4 separate regions of the Mus musculus genome follow, and regions 2, 3 and 4 are each linked to region 1. Evidence: chromatin loops called from intact Hi-C (ENCODE). Cell type or tissue: left cerebral cortex. All regions are shown on one strand. Links, peaks and the distances in the headings refer to the core of each region. The heading gives the core; the rest is flanking DNA.

The links. A loop is a pair of places that touch in the nucleus more often than their neighbours do. Peaks named below come from ENCODE experiments on the same cell type or tissue, not always from the same donor. Only the 100,000 strongest peaks of a DNase experiment are listed, where the experiment ranks them.
Region 2: a loop joins it to region 1, with 3 times the contacts of the local background. A loop is called at or near these places in 5 of 42 quality-filtered maps.
Region 3: a loop joins it to region 1, with 4 times the contacts of the local background. A loop is called at or near these places in 6 of 42 quality-filtered maps.
Region 4: it touches region 1 in a loop (2.8-fold over the local background); 2 of 42 quality-filtered maps call a loop at or near these places.

What each region holds. Positions count from the first base shown.
Region 1 is chr8:124,432,451-124,437,623 of GRCm38, reverse strand. Pgbd5 (piggyBac transposable element derived 5) reads left to right here and starts at 3,688. Exons shown (of 7, transcript NM_171824.2): 1 at 3,688-3,825. In left cerebral cortex, for the core only: CTCF peaks have their summits at 2,913 and 3,113 (motif pointing left); DNase peaks (open chromatin) are centred at 2,144, 3,067, 3,712, 4,344 and 1 more place; H3K4me3 peaks cover 2,264 bases; H3K27ac peaks cover 2,155 bases.
Region 2 is chr8:124,518,429-124,523,073 of GRCm38, reverse strand. Cog2 (component of oligomeric golgi complex 2) reads right to left here and starts at 2,307. Exons shown (of 18, transcript NM_029746.3): 1 at 2,123-2,307. The coding sequence starts at 2,194. In left cerebral cortex, for the core only: a CTCF peak has its summit at 2,397; a DNase peak (open chromatin) is centred at 2,337; H3K4me3 peaks cover 1,575 bases; H3K27ac peaks cover 1,070 bases.
Region 3 is chr8:124,512,909-124,518,081 of GRCm38, reverse strand. No RefSeq gene overlaps it. Among named protein-coding and RNA genes, the nearest start is that of Gm39280, 3.2 kb to the right of the region's middle. In left cerebral cortex, for the core only: a CTCF peak has its summit at 3,016; DNase peaks (open chromatin) are centred at 1,376, 1,812, 2,808 and 2,966; H3K27ac peaks cover 2,268 bases.
Region 4 is chr8:124,505,106-124,510,278 of GRCm38, reverse strand. Gm39280 (a long non-coding RNA gene) reads left to right here. Exons shown (of 3, transcript XR_879351.3): 3 at 1,739-2,061. Among named protein-coding and RNA genes, the nearest start is that of Gm39280, 4.6 kb to the left of the region's middle. In left cerebral cortex, for the core only: no CTCF peak of the experiment used is centred there; DNase peaks (open chromatin) are centred at 1,106, 2,163 and 2,484; H3K27ac peaks cover 2,337 bases.

The DNA.
Region 1 (5,173 bases), core at 747-4,746:
CTCAGCTCCATCCAATCCACACGGCTTTTGTAGCTCTCTCCCCTCTGTTCCAGCTGTGTTCTCTCAACTGCTAATTCCATGAGGCTTTGTGTAAGGCCTTCTGCACCTTACTCTTCACACTTTGTTCTTCTGCTGCAGGAGGATTACTAGGAGTTCAAAGCCAGCATGGGCTACACAGGGAGACTACAGTTTAGGAGGAGGATGAGGAGGAAAGACTGGGTGACCCACCCCTAAAATCCACCAGGGACAACATAGGCGAGCCTATCTACAGAGCAAAACCAAAATTCGTGGGAAGGTTTTTGGAATCAGCACAGATCCTTTCAAGTCCCCTGTTACCTAAGAATATAAAAGCTTAACTTGAAATATTTTTTTTTCACTCTAAACATTCCATAATAGTCACTTGGAAAAAAAAAATGATTTCAAGCCCTGGAAAAGGAAAGGCAGTTTGAAAGACTAATCAGAGTTATTTGTGCTCCCCAGCAGGGGTCTGCTGCCCTAATTACCACATGGGAATGTAAATTATCTAAACAACTCAAGGAGAAAAAAAAAAAACGGTCCTTAGGATGAGGATCCACTCCCTGCCTTCTTCTTCACGTCCTTCCCTGGATTCTTGCTTGCCAACCTCACTGGTAATGTCCCAAGTGCAGTGGCAGTGGGGGAGGGGTGGGGGAGAAGAGAGTTCTGGGACAGACTGTCTCAGCTCCTAGCAGCTTAGCTAGGACAAGTTGAATGGAGCGGTGGCAACTGACCAGCTGGTCAAGTGCTTGCTTTACAGATCCAAGGACTTCAGTTTACCCCCCAGAACCTGTATAAAAAGCTGGGCATGGGGGCATGTACCACGAGCTGTACCCTTAAGCTGTGAGCCAGAATAAACCTGTTCTCCCTTAAATGCTCCTGTCAGACTATTTTATCATGTTAACAGGAAAATAAACAAAACAAGACAACCTAAGGCAGTACACTGTAAAAGGAGGATCAGGGCCTCAGAATATAGCCCAGGAGCCCAGGGCTCCTGCAAGGCTCTTAATTCAATCCCAAGCACCACAATGAATGAATGAATGAATGAATGAATGATGAATGAATGAATGAATGAATAATATAAAATTAAAGATAAAAAGAAGGCTCAGACAAAATTAAAAATGACAACAGTGTTTATTTTAAGAAAAGATGTGTATACTTTTATGTTAGTATGAGTCTTTTGTTTGCATGCGTGTATGTATGTGCACTGTGTGCATGCCTGCTACACTCAGAGGCTAGAAGCGGACATTGGATTCCCTATACCCGGAGTTAGAGACAGTTCTGAGCTGCCATATGTGTGCTGGGCACTAAACCTAGTTCTCTGCAAGAATAGCCTGTACTCTTAATCACTGAACCATCTCCCCAGCCCCACCACCCAGGCACGTTCCTTTGTCTACTTTCTATTTGATAAACTTCTGCTCCCAGTCTCTTCCTTCCCTTTCTCCACTTCCTCCTCTTTATTGTTTCCTTTTGGAGATAGTGTCTGCTATACCCAGGCTGGCTTCCAACTTGCTATCTCACTCTGCCGAGGGTGACCTTGAACTTCTGACTCTGTTGCCTCCATCTCCCAACTGCTCCGGATCACAAGCTTGTACCACCACAGCTGGCTTGTGCATTCCCGGAGATCAAGCCGAGGGGGTTCTTGAATGCTTAGCAACAGTTTGCTAGCTGAACTAAATCCCCAGACCTCTTCCTTCTGTTGCTGCCATGTGAGCTACTGGAAGAGGAGCCCAGAAAGCACAGAGGCCCTGTATTTCCTTGGTCTGAGCACCATATCGGGGTCAACGAATGGCTGTCCCTGCTTTAACTGTTACTGTTCTGTCCCGTGCTCCCGCGATGGCAAATTGGCCAGAACCACACCCACATTAGCTGCTTTTTTTTCATCCTTTTTCTGGTCAAGTCTATTTATAGGTACCCACTTCACAGCCTTTGTCAATTTGCTGTACACAGGAATGCTAGAACCCCCACCCCCCCCACCACACACACACACACACACACACACACACACACACACTTCTTTGGCATGCTTTTTCAAGAGAGTGGCAGTGCTCTGCAAATACTTTCTTGCTTATCAGCTAAATACACACAGAGGAGGAAGATCAGTAAGTCGCTTTCTCTTTCCAGCCTGGCTGCTTGTGATTGTCATGGATTCAAGCCTGTGCAGAGACCTGGTTTGCAGGTCACAGGGTCTGGGCACAGGCAGACGTGAGTGAAAATCTCAGCCAGGGCAGATGGGTCCCAGCACCCTTTTTCTTAGAAATAGAAACCCATTGTCTTCCGTTTGTGTAATTATCATTTACTACACCCAATAGGGGTCTCAAGCCCTTCACATCTACTTGGATTTATTTTATGTCGGAGTGAAAGTGACTTTATGACCCAGTTACCATTAATGTGACTTATTGCATTATGTTTGAGAGGAGGAGGAGGAGAGAAGACATTCTGATGAGGGGAGGTCGGCCAGCCGGCCTCATGCTTTGCCCCCAGAAGAGAGGAGACAGACTCTGCTCCATTGTTAGATCTCTGAAACCCTGGCGACCAGCTGTTTGTTTCCTGATCATATAATCCTCTTCCAGATGTGCGTTGTCTTAGGCCTGTGCAAGTGATACCAGGGCGCAGGTGGTGATAGTTCTCATGGAAGCAATTTTGAGTTCAGAAGATGTGAGCATCAAAGGACTGTGAGAAATGACGAGCCACCTCATTCCAGTGTTGCGGTCCTTACATGACAGTTGTTGGAGGAGAGACTGTTTTAGTGTCTGACCCAGGTTCCCAAAAGAGCAAGGTTCGGGGAAGCTAGAAGGGCAACCTGAAATTCACAGGAGTGCTGGGCGCAGCCTCGGCTGGCCGCCCACCTGGAGCGTGTCCGCAGAGTGAATTTCAGAACCGCTGGGCGGACAGCTCCTCGGAGCCGGGCGCGGCTGCGCAAGGGGCGGGCCAAAGAGCACGGAGCACCGGGACCCGCCTCCCTCCCCACGCCGGCGAGCGGCTATGAGCTTATGGGCGGGGCTCCTCGCGACTGACTGCCCTAGCGTCACGCCCCGAGGAGGCAGGGCGACCTGCTATCCCCGCCCCCGCGAGGCCGGCGCTCTCTATTGGCCAGCAGCTGAAGGTGCTGGAGGCGGGCCCGGTCCACGGCTCGCGCCCGGGAAGGTCGGCGGCGCAACGCGGTTGCCGCGGGGAGGGTGCGCGGGGACGCGACGGGGCCGGGCGCGGCGGAGACGCAGCGGGTGGGGGCGGCGGCGGCTCTGGGCAGCGGCTGAGTCTCTTCCCGCCGCGGCCGCAGCCAGCGGCGCCCGAGCTCCAAGGCGCATCCCGGGCGCGCGGCCCGAGCGGCCAAGACGGCGGGCCGGCCGGGCGCGGGGCGGCGCGCGCTGTGCTGCGGGCTGCGCTGGTGGGGAGCCACGGGCCGCGGCGGGGGTCCCGGGCCCGGCGTGTGCGGCTGGGAGGCGCTGTGGGGTGTGGGCGCGCGGGCGGCGGCCGGGGCTATGGCCGAGGGCGGTGGGGGCTCACGGAGGAGGGCTCCGGCGCTGCTGGAGGCAGCCCGTGCACGCTACGAGAGCCTGCACATCTCGGACGACGTGTTCGGCGAGTCGGGCCCGGACAGCGGCGGGAACCCCTTTTACAGCACCTCCGCAGCCTCACGCTCCTCCTCGGCCGCCTCCTCGGACGATGAGCGTGAGCGCCCCGCGCCTCCGGGGACCGCCCCGCCATCCTACGCCGCGGATCCCTTGGAACTCGAGGAGGACGAGACCGGTGGGGGCTGGAGCGCCGTGCTGAGGGATCGCCCGTCCCCGCGCTTCGAGGACACCGGTGGTGAGGATCGACCGGGGACACTGGGGTGCAGGGACACACAGGGCGCGGTCTGAAGGCTGGAGCACGGGCCAGACTGGTTCCAGACACACCCGACCTGCACCTGTGTGTTTCTGGAAACAGCTGGTTTGGGGAGCAGGGATTAAACAGAGAGGGTCCTACTGCACAGGATGGTGGTCCCAGGTTTCTCGTGGGTGGAGACCAAGCCAGCAGCACTTTGCCAGAGGCTTTCGGTCGTCTGGCAGTGTCACACCTGTGGGGTCAGTAAAGTATGGCTCTTTTGGTGGAGGGGATCCAAACGCCTGGCACGGCTGAGGCTGAGTCCTTTGCAGTACGCAGGATCTAGGTGTCAGGGGTCAGGCCAGTCGCAGCTGAAGCACATAGAGAGCCCAGAGCCAGAGCATATCAGCATCTTCACTGCTCTCTGTTTTCCCGAGAAACTTCCTGTGGTGCCAGTCGATCTCTAGCTGAGCACCGGAAGGAGCCAAGGGTGATTCCACTGCGTTAGGGAGTGTTAGTCCGAGTTACTTTCAAGGTGTGTAGACCAGACTCAGATTATCCGGAGGCGACTGGAGTTGAGCACAGCCACCCTGCTACTCTGAGCCCTCAGCTGTTGGCTTCTGCAGAGTCTAAAATAGTGCTGCTTTGCAGCAGCTTGGTCAGCTTCTGCTTTCTGAGATGTGGAAACTGCTTTCCCATATGATCCTCAGTGCTGCTGTTCAGGCTCCATGGCTTCCTAGCAGCCAGATGTTACACCATATATTCTGTGAAGTGCACACAACCAGTGTGAATGGGCACCAAGGAGTGCCCCTTTGCATAGTCTCTCTCTCTCTCTCTCTCTCTCTCTCTCTCTCTCTCTCTCTCTGTGTGTGTGTGTGTGTGTGTCACTCACACACACACACACACACTTTGGGCAGTGTACATGACACTATAGCTATTGTTCCTCAAGATTGCAGGTGCACAGGAGGTAGGCTCCAGGGCCTGGGTATGGAAACGTAGCTGCAGGGAGCTGGCAATGGGAAAGGTTGGCCCAGCCCTGGAGGGAGTGTTCTGCAACCTTGCCAGGCTGCGGTGTGGATGGGCAAAGTTGCATCTGGATTGGAGGGTTACCATCACCATGCAAGGTTCTAAGTGGGTACATTTTAAAACCCAACCATTTGGCTGTGGTTTATGGTACTCTAAATTGTCCTCCTATATGCCACCCTTCATTTCCCAGTGTGCCTTAAAGGCCTCCTGCCCTGGACAGCTGCTTTCCATATTGGATGTTGGGATTGTACCAGCCTGGTGCCCTGGTTTGTCAGTCTTCGTGCTGTGAGCCTTTGTGATCCTGTGTTGATCTTGCAGCACTTAA
Region 2 (4,645 bases), core at 1-4,000, 86 kb before region 1:
CTTCTAGTACAATGATATAGCCCTGTAAGCTCCCGGTCAAAGGTGACCCCAGCTTCAGGATGAACACTGGGTAGAACACAGATTCCCTCCTATGACACTCGGGGCACATCAGTTCTCATCCCGTCCCACCTGCATTTCCGGTCTGGATTCTGACATTCCTCCATACTCTAACCACCACAGACCAAGCACAGTTTCTGAACCCGCATGTGTTTTCTCATGTTCAACAGCCAAGCCACACCTTTCTGCCCTTGTCTCTTCAAATCTAGACTTGTAGTTGGCACACAGTAGTAGTTGGCACACAGTAGGGTGGGCCATGAATGAGCAAACATCTGCTACCACTGCTCAGCAGGCTGTCAACATCTTGGCAAGACAGCACATTTCTAATCAGATGACTGCAATCGACGGAGCCTCAACTCTCCTAATGTGTATCTGATATCCCATCCTTGTTAAAACAAAACAAAATAAAACAAAAAAAACAAAACTATGCCACTGAAAAATATGTTGAATAAAATACAAATGTACACATAAAATTTGGATAACAGGCACTCCTCCTGTCCTTTCTGCCACGAAACTAACTCATAAAACACTTCTTTGAAGGAAGCACAAATAATAAAGGGCCTTAATTTCTGGCTCCACCTAGAAAAACCAACATCACACACAATGGCTGTTCCATGTTGTTTCCTCTTCAATGGAAATGGCCACATCAGCAGAACTACAAACTGCGTGGCACACTCAGAGAGCTGACTGCATCAAAGAGCGTGGAGCAGTCCGGCCATTCCGTCCCAGGTTTGCTGATGTTGTCTCACTAACTACTCACATTGTGTGCCATCTCCTCACAGGCATCGCATCCAACAGAGGTATCACCTCAGTGTGAGTGAGGGAGACACAGGCAATGCCCAACCCTGAGGCAATGGCCCAGAACAGCTGCTGGCACAAGGCCTGCAGGAGGCCTGAGTTAAATGGTGAACAGTGAACACAGTAAGTTTTCTCACCTAAAGTAAAAACAGGCCACGATCCCCGGGCAAGCTTTCTTCCTCCAGACTCTTGTCCCTGTCATGTACCTTTGGCTCTTTTTTTTTAACCCTCTTTCCAAGGTATCCATAAGTCACAGGATGTAACAGGGGCTTTCTGAATCATTATTTCAAGCATCCCATTTGAACCTCATTTATTGGAGATGGCTCAGCAGTTAAGAGTGCTTACTACTTTAACAGAGGACCAGGGTTTGGCTCCCAGCACCCACAGGGCAGCTCACAAGCACCTGTAACTCCAGTTCTAGGGAACCCCACAGTCTTCTGGCCTCTGAGGGCTTCTGCACACACTGTGCACATAAACTCAGGAAGGCAGACACATACACACAAAAAAGCCTTTCACACATGGAAACCTACGTGGGCACAGTACAGAAGTCACATATAAATTAAAATCCAAACACCAAAACCTCAGCGCTTTCTTTGGCCATGTCAACTAAATGCAAATACCAGAACAGAGATAGGCCAATTAAGTCAGAGGGAAAAATTCGATTGTGAAAGGGGAGCAGGGTGCACACATGCAAACACAACACACACACACATACACACACACTCTATACAGTAAGACTTGGACTCGTTTGCTTAGTATTTTATGTGCCAAAGAGACAGAAAGAAATTCCTAACCTCGGAACCAGCTTTGAAATGGTCCCTCAAATCGCAACTATTAAATGGCACAAACTTTTAGCTCACAGTTGCCATTTCTGCCCTTAAGACAGGAGGATCGAGACCCGTCCGGGCTACAACTCAAAACCCTCCCTGTCTCGAGAAAGAAAGCGGGTGTAAATATGTTTGGGGTTGTTTTAAGTGACAACAGCGGAGAGGTACAACTAACAGGCTCAAAGCCTGCGCCGTTCGGAGGCTGTGCCTGCTCGGTGAAATGTTATCAGCCAAGTGTTTTCGGTTTAGATTTGTAAGCAGGGCCGCTGGGTTGCAGCGTGGCGAGGCTGTCAGGTTCCCACTTCTTAATGTCAGAGCGTTTTCAGCCTGGACACCCCTGCCACCTTCCATCCCACGTCCCTGACACCCGCCGGAGCCTCTGGGAACCACCGGGCCTCAGCGTCCGGCCAACTCAGCGGCGATCTGCCGGGTGCCCTCACCTTCATGAACTCGTCCTTATCGAAGCACAGCGTGTCCGGCCCCGTAGGCAGGTTCATCCTGCGTTTCTCCATCACGCCGGCCGCCGCCCCTCAAGGCCAAGACCGCAGGGGACGCGGCAGCCCAGCCCACCCCCAGCGTCCCAGCTCCACTTCCGCTTCCGCCAGTATGGCAGCAGCGAGCGACAGCCAATAGACGAGCGTCGCGGGCGGCTGCGCACTGTTGGTGATAAGAGCGGCGCCCTCGAGCCGGAAGCTCCCAGCCTGGCGCTACTGCCTCCGGGAGTCGAGCGTGGTACTGCAGCCTCACGCATGCACCGAGGCAGCTGGCCTGGGAGAAAAGTCAAGAACCAGGACAGCCTTGTTCTTTTCTCCTGGTGAGGAGAGAAAACGTCACTGCCCTTAAAGATGGTCAGAGGAAAGTGATCCCTTTGTATTTCAGTTTAGACCAAACAGGACACCATCCCTCTAACTGAATGTTGGGGTAAAATTCAGAGACCCTATCGCCTGAGCATGTGCTGGATAGGCTGGACTGCAGCCGATGTCCCTAACATGTTGGTTTGTGTGTAGCAAAGAAGTCTTGCTTTCTTGTTAATATTTTATTCTTATTACCAAATCTTTCACCCTCACAAGTTTAGGCAACGTGAACTCGCCATACGCTGACCATGCTCTAGTAACCCCCAGCCTGTCTCCAGGTCCTCTTTACCCAGGCTACCACCACCATCATAGCTGTCATGGGAAGATATTGTTAGAACACTTCACCAACACCTTATTTAGCGATTCCTCCTGTAAAAGATCAAACAAAGCCCTTCTTGCCAACTCAAAGTATTATCCTCGAACCTAACAAAGCGAACAGTTCTCTGCTGTTATTATTAGTCTGAGAGATGTGGCATTCAGCCTCTCGCTATAATTTCAGAGTGGCAAATTGGAGGTACCAAGGGAGGGACCCGAGGTGCTCGCCAAGAGAGAAACAAAGACTCCTGGGAAACCTGCCTGATTCCTAGAAGCTTGGGGCTAGAACTTGCTGTTCCCTTCTGATATTTTCCTCCATCCTTTATCAAAGAACCTGACTGTGTTCAGCCTAGTGTGCTAACCCTGGAATTGCTGCAAAGATTCAGTGGTGTACTGGCTGGCTTTGCGTGTCAAATTGACACAAGCTAGAGTCATCAGAGAGAAGAGAGTCTCAGCTGAGGAAATGCCTCCATGAGATCCAGCTGTAAGGCATTTTCTCAATTAGTGCTCTGTGAGGGAGGACCCAGCCCACTGTGGGTGGGGCCATCCCTGAGCTGGTGGTCCTGGGTTCATTAAGAAATCAGGCTGAGCAAGCCATGGGAAGCAAGCTAACAAGCAGCACCCTCCATGGTTTCTGTATCAGCTCCTGTTCTAGGTTCCTGCCCTGCTTGAGTTGCTGTCCTGACTTCCTCCAATGATGAACTGTGATCTGAAAGTGTAAGCCAGATAAACCTTTTCCTCCTCAACTTGCTTTTTGATCATTGTGTTTTGTTGAAGCCATAGAAACCCTAACTAAGACATGGTGTTTTGTTGCAGCCATAGTTAGCCTGGTACCCTAACTGAGACAAATTGGTACCGGGAATGGGGTATTGCTGTGACAGACCTGACTTCAGTGATGTTTTGGGGAGGATTGTGGGAGGACTTTGGAACTTTGTGCTAGAAGAATCATTGAATATTAAGAGCTCAGTGGAATGTTCTGTAGACGCTTGGAAGATAAGAATGGTGAAAGCAGGCAGAAGATGGAGGGGTCTGGCTGGTGAAGTTTCAGAAGGAAGTTTAAAGACTATCAGGGCTGTTGGCGACTTTGATTTAAGTCTATGGTTCTGGTTAGCTAGGGCTGAAGAATCAGCTATGATTAATAAGATACCAGAACTACCGAAGTGAAACCTTTCTGACTGGGACTATTGATGCTGGTTATCTGGAGTTAAGAAATCAGTGATGATTAAGAAGAGACCAGTATCCCTGAGGTGAAAGTTTTTGGGAAGCATTTTCTGAGAGCACAGAGAAGCTGTGTTCTAGAGGTGGCCAAGGTCGTACCGTACCTCATGCTGGCAGTTGGATTTGGTAATGTATAGGAGTCACTCAGGTGGTACTGGTTTTAAAGACATGAAGGGGTCATGGAGAGCAGCTGAGGCTTAGCATTGTGAGAGGCCAGGAGAGGCCATTATTGAAGGTGTAGCATCAGTGGCAGTTGAAGTTGAGACTTGGAACCATGAGGTACCAACAGGTTATTGGTCAAAATACAGCCCAGTTATAGCAGAGACCCCAGCATTTTGGAGATGCCAGTACCATGGAAGGACAACCAAGAACAGCAGCAGCAGTGGAGTGGAGCCAGCCAAAACCTACAAGACAGTGTGTGTGTGTGTGTGTGTGTGTGTGTGTGTGTGTGTGTGTTACAGAGGACAGAGCTGGAGGAGCTAACCAAGCCACTTGGGGGAGTCCAGAAAATCGTGATTGGATCCCAGACATGGTACAATTGGAGTTTAATTTTGCTTTGTTTTGATTATGACTGAT
Region 3 (5,173 bases), core at 723-4,722, 80 kb before region 1:
GTGATCAGTGGGGCCCAGCCCATTATGAGCAGTGCCATCCCTGGGCTGGTGGTCCTGGGTTCTAAAAGAAAACAGGCTGAGCAAGCCATGAGAAACAAGCCAGTAAGCAGCACCCTCCATGGCCTCCGCATCAGCTCCTGCCTCCAGGTTTCTGTCCTGTCTGAGTTCCTACCCTGACTTTCTTTGATGATAAACTGTTATACCGAGCTGTGAGTGACATACACCATTTTCTCCCCAAGATTTTTTTTTGGTCATGGTGTTTCATTGCAGCAATAGAAACCCTAACTAAAACAAATGACAGAGGAGAGTGGACCAGGGTCCTGGCGTCTGTTCTCTCCCCAGAATTTGGTAGGGAGCAGCCTAGAACCCATCACATGGACTGTCATTCTGTCTCAACACAACACCCCAGCAGGAGCAGCAGATCAACTTTGGTGCTTAAGAATCCCGACGGCAGCGGGAGAGGATGGAGACAAGACCTGCCCAAGAGCATGGTCTTGACATCCACTCAGCCGACACTTGACTGGCATGACCATTCTCTGCCGTGTTACACAGTGCATACGGCACCTCCTCAGAGGTTGGTGGACAGCCCTCTCCAGAGCTGCCTGCAACTCTGCTGTTTGTCCTTATTCCTCTTGCCTGTGAGCAGCTATGAGGTGGCCATGCCAGCCTCCCACTTCCTGGTACCTACTCTTTACATCTCTTTCTTCATATTTAAGTGCGTGGTTAATTCTAGATTTGCAATCTCCTACCAGACCCGCCTCCAGGCCTGTCTGTGGCAGTTTCCAGAGACATTTAACTGAGGTTCAGCCACCCCGAGGGAATAGTGAGTGGCACCATTCATCTCTCTCTGCTTCCTGACTGTGGATGTCATGTGACAGCTGCTCTAGGCTCCTGCCGCCCTACCTTCCCTGTCAAGATGGGCTGAACACTCAAAGCTCCTCCTTTAGTTATTTATTATTTCATATTTGGCCACAGCAACAAGAAGATTAATGAACACAACACAATCTCTAGTAATAGTGAGGCCTCTCTCATTGCACTTGAAGAAAGAGTAATTAGGACACAAATAGGAAGTTAACCGAGCAGTGGCAACCCAGTAAGTGGCTGACATTTCTCTCATGTCTCCTGTCCCATCTCTGATCTACATCATTCCTCAGGAGACTTTATGCTGACCCATTTCCTGTCTTGATAGGTCTCCTCTGCTCCTCGGTCTCTTCCTCTCTTACGAAGCACGCACCTGCTACTTGATTTCTATGTAAACAGCCACCCTGTTTTGACTTGCCATCTCTGGAAAATTCTTGGTTCCCTACTTCCAGTGGTATTGTGACAAGTCCCATTTCTTTCTTCCCACTCTGCCCTATTTATAGGCTTCCCGTTTTTGGCAGGTTTGCGACTGAACACTCAAAAACTGCAAAGTGAAATATCACACTCAGGAAACTCATGTGGGCATTTTCTTTGGCCATGACCACACAGAACGAACTCAGAGGCTGGCTCACTGCTGATGACAAAGGATTTTCCAATTTTAAAGGGATTGTTTACCCACCCCCAAAGACTGAGTGTGTAGCCTGACCTCAATATCCTTAGAGGAAATCAGGCAAAGTGGGGTGTCATAGTTAGGGTTTTACTGCTGTGAACAGACACCATGACCAAGGTGAGTTTTATAAGGACAACATTTAATTGGGGCTGGCTTACAGGGTCAGAAGTTCAGTCCATTATCGTTATGGTGGGAAGCATGGTAGCATGCAGGCAGACATAGTGCTGGAGGAGCTGAGAGTTCTACATCTTGATATGAAGGCAGCTGGAAGGAGACTGGATGTGTTTCACGTTGAGCACATGTTGAGCATTTAAAACCTCAAAGCCCCACCTCCAGAGACACTCTTTATCTAACAAGGCTACATCTCCTCCAATAAGGCCACACCTCCTAATATGCCACTCCCTATGGCCAAGAATTTAAACACATGAATCTATGGGGGCCATACCTATTCACCACCACATGGGGTTGTTATGGGGAGGACGATCACTCTCAGCTCCCATGTCTACAAAGACTTGGGGAGCTTGTGAGGATGCATCCAATTCCTTTGTTAAAAGTCTTTCTTGGATCCTACCAGGTCTTCAACCAATTCAAGCACTGGGGATTAAATGAAGGCTCCCATGAACTTATGTGCTGTATCACCAAACTATCTATAGCCTCAGTCTTTTCTTTTAAAGTAGTTTATTTTTAATTGTGACTGTATGTGTGTACACATGAGTACAGGTATCCTCTGACTGAGGCCAGAGACATCAGATCTACGTGGAGCTGGAATTACAGAGTGTCATGAGCTGTCTGACTTGGCCCCTGGAACTGAACTTGGGTCCTCTGCAAGAGAAGTATACATTCTTAGTTACTAGTCTATTCTCCAACTCCTCCAAAAACCTTTTTAGTTTTTTATTTTGAAACAAAGTTGCACTAACTTCCCCAGGCCAACCATGAACTCACTATGTAGCAAAGGTGTCCTGGAACTTGTGATCTTCCTGCCCCAGCCTCCCAAGTAGCTGGGGTTGCAGGCTGTTCGTCCTTAGACTTGGCTTGACCCTGTATGTTTCCCCAGTAACTCCTGTGTCTCTCTGCCCTCCTTCATTCGCAGGACAGCTGCTGAAATAGGCTGTAGTGCCCATGCTGAGCTATCCCTGCAAGCTCCCTGAAGAATATTGTGCAGAGATACATTTGCGTGAGCCCCACTTCAGAGCTTCTGGTTCTATGTGCGGTTGTCAGGAAAACTGGCAGAGATGAGGTTGGGTGCTTGTGTGGTAGTACATACTTGTTAGTTTCAGTACTCAGGAGTTTGAGGCAGGAAAACTGGGAGTCAGAGTTACATAGTGAATTCGAGTTCAGCCTGGATTTGCAGAGAAAAACCTTGAAACAAAAATAAATAAATCATAAACTAACAAAACAAGTCTCTGCCCAGAGAACAAGCAGAGTGAGGGTCTCCCCAGCTCACGCCCTGGGCTGATACCAAAAGATGAATTGAGGCCACACTTTAGGTAAATGTCCTCTAGAGGACAATGTCAGTACTGGCAGTCCTTAATTCTGCATCTCTTTTCTTTTTAAGTGATAAAGGTTGTTGGTTTTTTTTTTTTTTTTTACTCCTTATTATTATTATCTTTAATCTTTTTTTTTCACAGTTCAGTCGTTATCCTCCTCTCGTTCTGCCCTCTGACAGTTCTTCATCCCATCCCTTCTCCCCTATCTCCAAGAGGATGTCCCCACCCCTCCCAACCTCTACCTCTCCTACTCCTTCACCCCACCAGCCCCCTCCATTCCCTGGGGCCTCAAGTCTCTCAAAGGTTAGGTGTTTCTTCTCTGCTGTATATGTGTCAGGGCCTCATATCAGCTGGTGTATGCTGCCTGGTTGGTGGATCAGTGTCTGAGAGATCTCAGGGGTCCAGGTTAATTGAGACTGCTGGTCTTCCTATGGGATCTCCCTCCTCATCAGCTTCTTCCAGCCTTTCCCTAATTCAACCACAGGGGCCCTGGACTTCAGACCAATGGTTGGGTGTAAGTATCTGTGTCTGTCTCAGTCAGATGCTTGTTGGGCCTCTCGGAAGGCCACCATGTCTGTAAGCACACCCTAACATCAGTAATAGTGTCAGGCCTTGGAGCCTCCCCTTGAGCAGGATCCCAATTTGGACCAGTCACAGGACTTCCTTTCCCTCAGTCTCTTCTCCATTTATGTCCCTGAAGTTCTTTTAGGCAGGGGCAATTCTGAGTCAGTTTTTGACTGTTAAACAAGTTCCCTCTCCCCATTATTATCCCCATTTCATCTAAGGTCCCTTCCTTTGAGTCCTGAGAGTCTCTCACCTCCTGGGTCTCTGGTACATTCTAGAGGGTCCCCCTACCTCCCACCTCCCAATATTTCCATTCATTCTGCTGGCCCTTTCCCCCCTGCCCCTCCTTCTCCACTGTCCCACTCAGTTCCCTCCCTCCCTCCCTACTGGGATTCAAGCATCCTCACTTGGTCCCTATGACTTGTTAACCTTTTTGAGTTCTGTGGATTTTATCTTGGGTGTTCTAAGCTCTTTTGGCTAATAGCCACTTACTAGTGAGTACATACCGTGCATATCCTTTTGGGTCTGAGATACCTCACTCAGGATGATATTTTCTAGTTCCATCCACTTGCCTGAAAAAAATCATGATGTCCTTGTTCTTAATAGCTGAATAGTATTCCATTGTGTAAATAAACCACATTTTCTTATCCATTCTTCTGTTGTGGGACATTTGGGTTGTTTCCAGCTTCAGGCTATCACAAATAAGGTTGCTATGAACATAGTGGAGCATGTGCCCTTGTGGCATGGTGGGGCATCTTTTAGGTATATGCCCACGAGTGCTATAGCTGGGTCTTCAGGTAGATCTATTTCCAATTTTTTGAGGAACCTCCAGATTGATTTCCAGAGTGGTTGTACCAGTTTGCAACCCCACCAGCAATGGAGGAGTGTTCCTCTTTCTTCACATTCTCTCCAGCAGCTGCTACCACCGAGTTTTTTTGATCTTAGAGATTCTGATTGGTGTAAGGTGGAATCTCAGGGTCATTTTGATTTGCATTTCCCTGATCACTAAGGACTTTGAACATTTCTTTAAGTGCTTTCTTGGTCATTCGAGATTCCTCTGTTGTGAATTCTCTGTTTAGTTCTATATCCCATTTTTTTTATTGGGTTGTTTGGTTTTTTTTGGGGGGGGGGGTAGCTTCTTGAGTTATATATTTTGGATATTAGCCCTCTATCAGGTGTGGGATTAGTGAAGATTTTTTCTGATCTGTAGGTTGGTGATTTGTCATATTGACAGTGTCCTTTGCTTTACAGAAGCTTTTCAGTTTCATGAGGTCCCATTTATCAATTCTTGATCTTGGATCCCGAGCCACTGGAGTTCTGTTTAGGAAAGTTCTCCCCATGCCCATTAGTTTGAGGCTCTTCCCCATTTTCTCTTCTATTAGATTCAGTGTGTGATCCCCATCAAAATTCCAACACAGTTCTTCAAAGACATGGAAAGAACAATTCTCAATTTCATACAGAAAAACAAAAAACCCAGGATAGCAAAAACAATTCTTAACAATAAAAGAACTTCACCAACCTAACCTCAAGCAATACAGAAAAAAAATAATAAGCAATAATGATAAAAACTGCATGGTATTGGTACAGAGAC
Region 4 (5,173 bases), core at 684-4,683, 73 kb before region 1:
AGACCTGTAGTCCCTGCATTGAGTCCTCTCTGCTGTGGTGACAACTTGGCCCTGTCTTTTCTTCAAGGCTAGCTGGAGTGTTTCTCATCCAGTCAGCAGAGAGAATCCTAGTTGTCATCACATGCCCAGGTCTAAAAGCATCTTCACCTGGCTTGTTCCAGAAGCAGATGCTAGGTCCAGCTCATATTCAAAAGTTGTAACCCAGCCACCTTAGTGGATGGAGAGATGGCTCAGAGATTGAGAGAATTGTTGTGTGGTTCACACCTGCCTACAACTGCAGCTTCTGGGGGTCAGACACCCACCTCTGCCTCTGCTGATGCTGCACCTTTGTGTATACACATCTGAACAGACCCACAATGAAAAGACCGACTTAAAATGTCACCAGCACACCATTCCTACCTGCAGTATCCCAGGATTCTGACTGCTATCTTGACCGCTGTGGTTTATACTTTGCCCGGATATCCCCAGAACTTAGACTGGTACATTTAGCTACTGTGGTGGTTTGAATATGCTTGGCCCAGGGAGCAGCAATATTTGGAGGTGTGGCCTTGTTGGAGTAGGTGTGTCACAGCCCACTGTGGACGTGGGCTTTAAGAACCCTGTCCTAGCTGCCTGGAAGCCAGTCTTCTGCTAGCAGCCTTCAGAACAAGAGGTGGAACTCTCAGCTCCTCCTGCACCATGCCTGCCTGGATGCTGCCATGCTCCCACCATGATGATAATGGACTGAACCTCTGAACCTATAAGCCATCCCCAATTAAATGTTGTCCTTATAAGAGTTGCTTCAGTCATGGCGTCTCTTCACAGCAATGGAACCCTAACTGAGACAGCTACCCACTAATCCCCTTCATGTGGCTTCAAAACACGCCTCAGGCTTAACATACCACAAGCCAGAGCCCTGGCTTCCTCTTGTTATTCCTCCTCCTTTAGGCCTTCCTGTCTCAGTAAACAACTGCATTTCTCTAGCATCTCAGGGCCCCAAACCTTAAAACCACATCAGCCCTGCTCACCCCCACGCTTGCTCCTCCTCTCACATCCCCACAGATCCTGTGCTGTTGCTTTGGCACACAGCTGAAATCTCACCCCCCTCCTCCAATCTGCTTATCTACAGCCCTCATGCTGGCTCCGTTCAATGGTAAGGGTGGTGCCCACCCCCACCCACCCCCACCCCACCACACCTCAGAGTTTTGGCAAAGACTGGAGACATTTAGAATCAGTGCCACTGGAAGTCAAAGACGAGGGATGCTGGCTCAGGCCTCCTGAGGAAAAATTGCCTGACCCATAATTCCCATAGCACAGCATATGAGTAACATCCTAATGGCTCCTGCCCTCCAAGCCGGCCCTCCACAGGTAGACAGATGATAGGGCTAGAGACAGCATTCAGAAGTGCATGCTTACAGCCTTGGGTTTAATCTCCAGTACTGCAAAATAAAACAGAAAATATGATAGATAGATGATAGATAAAAGATAGCTGGATAAATAGATGGACAGATACATGGACAGATAGAGGGATGAATGGGACAGAGAGATGATGGATGGATGGGTGGATGGATGGGTGGATGGATGGGTGGATGGATGGATGGAGAGATGGATGAATGGACAGACACATAGATGGATGATTAACAGGTAGAAAGGTAAGTATTTGTTTATCAACTGTCTGACACCTCTAGAAGATAGCAGCTCTGCCAGACAGCACCTTGACCCTCTGCTAAGTTGTCCTTCTCTGTGGTCTGCGTGGCAGCTGGTGCCCAGCAGGTGCCCACAGACGTTGACCGGTGTCCAGCCTCCTTGTTTCTGCAGCACTTCCACCCCACCTACTCTCCACAAAGCAGCCGATTTGACCTTTTAAAAGGCAAAGGAAAGAGGTCCCTCCGTCTACACAGTGGAAGCAGCTTTGATGCCCTTTTCCTCTTTCTTAGCTGCCTGTCTGCCAGCTAGATCCCACCAGACTCCGTCCCAAAGCCCCCAAACGGCGCTGTCACTGCCACCAGGCGTTATTGGTTTTGGTTTTTAAACATTGTTTTAAAATGTTAAACTCTAAAATAAATGCAGAAGCAGCCCAGCTATCAGTCTAATGGTTTCTGTCTGCTCACTCTCCCCTCCTGCTCAGGCGTGCACCCCCTCTGCCAACATGACTCCGCACTTCCAATTTGCCTCCCACCTCCAGCCATCTGCCTCCTTTGCCTCTCTCCCCACAGACTCCAAAATCATGATTCAAAAACCTATGCCCTTTACTGTCCTTCTGCCCAAAGTCACTCTGTTCCTCCTCAGGTGTCCATGTCTCCTTGGTTAAGGATCTTTAAAAACACAAATAAATAGAAAAAAAAACCCCATCATTTGCTGTAGCTGTGTATTGGTTATTTTTCTTGTTGCTAAGGCCAACTCCCTGATGAAGAGCAACTGAAGGGAGAGCTTACTTTGGTTAACAGTTTGAGGATGCTGTCGGTACTGGCTGGGAACGGCCTGGCAGGAGGAACAGCTCTCAGCTCTGGTGGGAGAAGTGGGAGGCCGCTTGCTCACATTTGGGTAATCAGGAAACAGAGACAGGAATGATGCTACTCTGCACCCCTCACTGCCTCTCAGAACAGAAACAGAAACAGTTTGTTGAGGAAAAGAAAGCATTCCTGAGGCTAGGAGTGGGCCAATGCACCTCTTAGGCTACTGTCCTTTATTCAGGCTTGGAACCCTATGAGATACCACTTACCCCTGGGTTAACTATCAATGCCCTCATAGGCATGCTCAGACATGTGCCTCATTAGTGATATAGGTATTTATTTGTTCTTATAGTGTATTTGTATGAGTGTGTATGTATGTGTGTGTATGTTTACATGTGTATATGTATGTGTATGTATGTGTGTATGTGTATGTACGTGTGTGTATGTGTGTATATGTGTATGTGTGTTTATGTGTGTGTATGTGTATGTACGTGTGTGTATGTGTGTTTATGTATGTGTGTATGTGTATGCATGTGTGTATATGTGTATGTATGTGTGTATGTGAATATGTGTATATGTGTATGTGTGTTCATATGTATGTGTTTATGTATGTATATGTGTATGTATGTGTGTATGTGTGTTTATGTATGTGTATGTATGTGTGTATGTGTATGTATGTATGTGTGTTTGTGTGTATGTGTATATGTGTATGTATGTGCGTGTGTATATGTGTGTATGTGTATCTGTGTTTATGTGTATTTGGGTGTATGTGTGTGTATATGTGTATATATGTGTATATGTGTGTATGTGTGTGTATGTGTGTATATGTGTGTTTGTGTGTATGTATGTGTATATGTATATGTATATGTGTGTGTGCATGTGTGCATATGGAGGTTAAAGGTTGGTGTTGATAGTCTTCCTTTTACTCTCCACATTGTTTTTGAGATGAGGCTTCTCCCTCAACTTAGAGGTCACTGATTGGCTACATTGGTTGGCCAATGAGCTATCTGCTTGTCTCTGCATCCCCTCAGTGTCACAAGTATGTCATACCACACCTACATGGGTGTTGGGGATCCAAACTCAGAGCCTCATGTTCTCATGGCTGGCAATTTTTCTGTGGAAAGTCCCCCCAGCCCTAGGAATTTTGTTTTTCTCTTTTTCTTTTTCTTTCTCCTTTTCTCTCCTCCCTCCCTCCCTCCCTCCCTCCCTCCCTCCCTCCCTCCCTCCCTTTCTTCCTTCCTTCTTTCCTTTCCTCCCTTTCTCCTTCCCTCCCTCCTTCCTTTCTTTCTTCCTTTTTTTTTTCCAATACAGAGTTTCTCTGTGTAGACCAGGCTGGCCTTGAACTCAGAGATCTGCTCGCCTCTGCCTCCTGAATGCTAGGACTAAGGGTGCATGCCACCACTGCTTGTCCCTGAGAAATTTCTTAATCCAATCAAGTTGACCATGGAAGAACACCATCACAGACTCCACCCCTGTCAACTGTCATCCAAATAGATCTCTTCAAATGACAACATTTCATTCCAGGTCTTATTTTCCTTTCATAATATAAGATGTATTAAGCCCACCTTTAGAAGTCCCCCGGGTTTTTATAGGACCAACACGATTCAAAATTCCAAAGTCTCTTCTGTGACTCAGGGTAAACCCTTAACTGTGAGCTATAAGAGAAAAGCACAGTTCATACTTTCAGGCATTGGAGAGATGGCTCAGTGGCTAAATGTTTATACCACTGTAGCAGAAGACCTGAGTTCAGTTTCCAGCACCCATATCAGGCAGCCCACAACTGCCTGTACTTCTAGCTTCAGGGGTTCAGTGCCCCATTCTAGATGTTTGAGGGACCTCCACTCACATGTATACTTAGCCATGTCTGTCACTCATATCTGACAGTACAGAACAAGTGTCCCCATTCCAACAGGGAGGAAACACAGGCTAGCAAGAGCAGACAAGAGTGAGACTGCAGCCCAGCACACAGACCCCAAACCACACAGCCCCATGCTTGGCATCAGGACCTCCTAATGACATCATCTCTAGCCCAGCTGGCTTGTCTTGCCAGCTCCATTGTCTGTGGCACATGCTGTCTCACTATTGAGCCAGGTTACTCAGAGCTTGTAGTTTCTGAGAATGTCTCATATCTCTGGCATCTCTGACATGAGTTAAGCTTCAAACTTAACACCCTGGGGAGGATGATGTAGGAGCTACCTGTGAAGTGCAGGACTGGGATGGGTGGAAGGATCATAATTCAGTGGGCTATAGAAAGCAGTGGGGACCATGCTGAACTGGAGCCCCAGGAAGTTTTCAATCCCAGACACACGCACCAGGTGGCCCAAAGACAGGTCAGTGGGTCTGTTGCCACTTGTCTCAGTTAGGGTTTCTATTGCTGTGAAGAGACACCAGGCCACAGCAACTCTTATAAAGGAAAACATTTAGTTGGGGCTGGCTTACAGTTCAGAGCTTTAGTCCACTGTCATCATGGCACAAAGCATGGCAGCATGCAGGCAGACATGGTGCTGGAGAGGTAGCTGAGAGTTCTACATTCAAATGGGCAAACAACAGAAAACACTGCCACACTTCCTGGCCTGAGTATCTGAAACCTCAAAGCCCACGCAGTGACAGTGCTTTCTCCATCACCACCACTCCTATTCCAACAATGCCACATCTCCTATGAGCCTATGAGGGACATTTCCTTTCAAACCACCACAGCACTGCAACATTAAGTGTCCTTTTAATGGGGCCAAAGGGAGGAT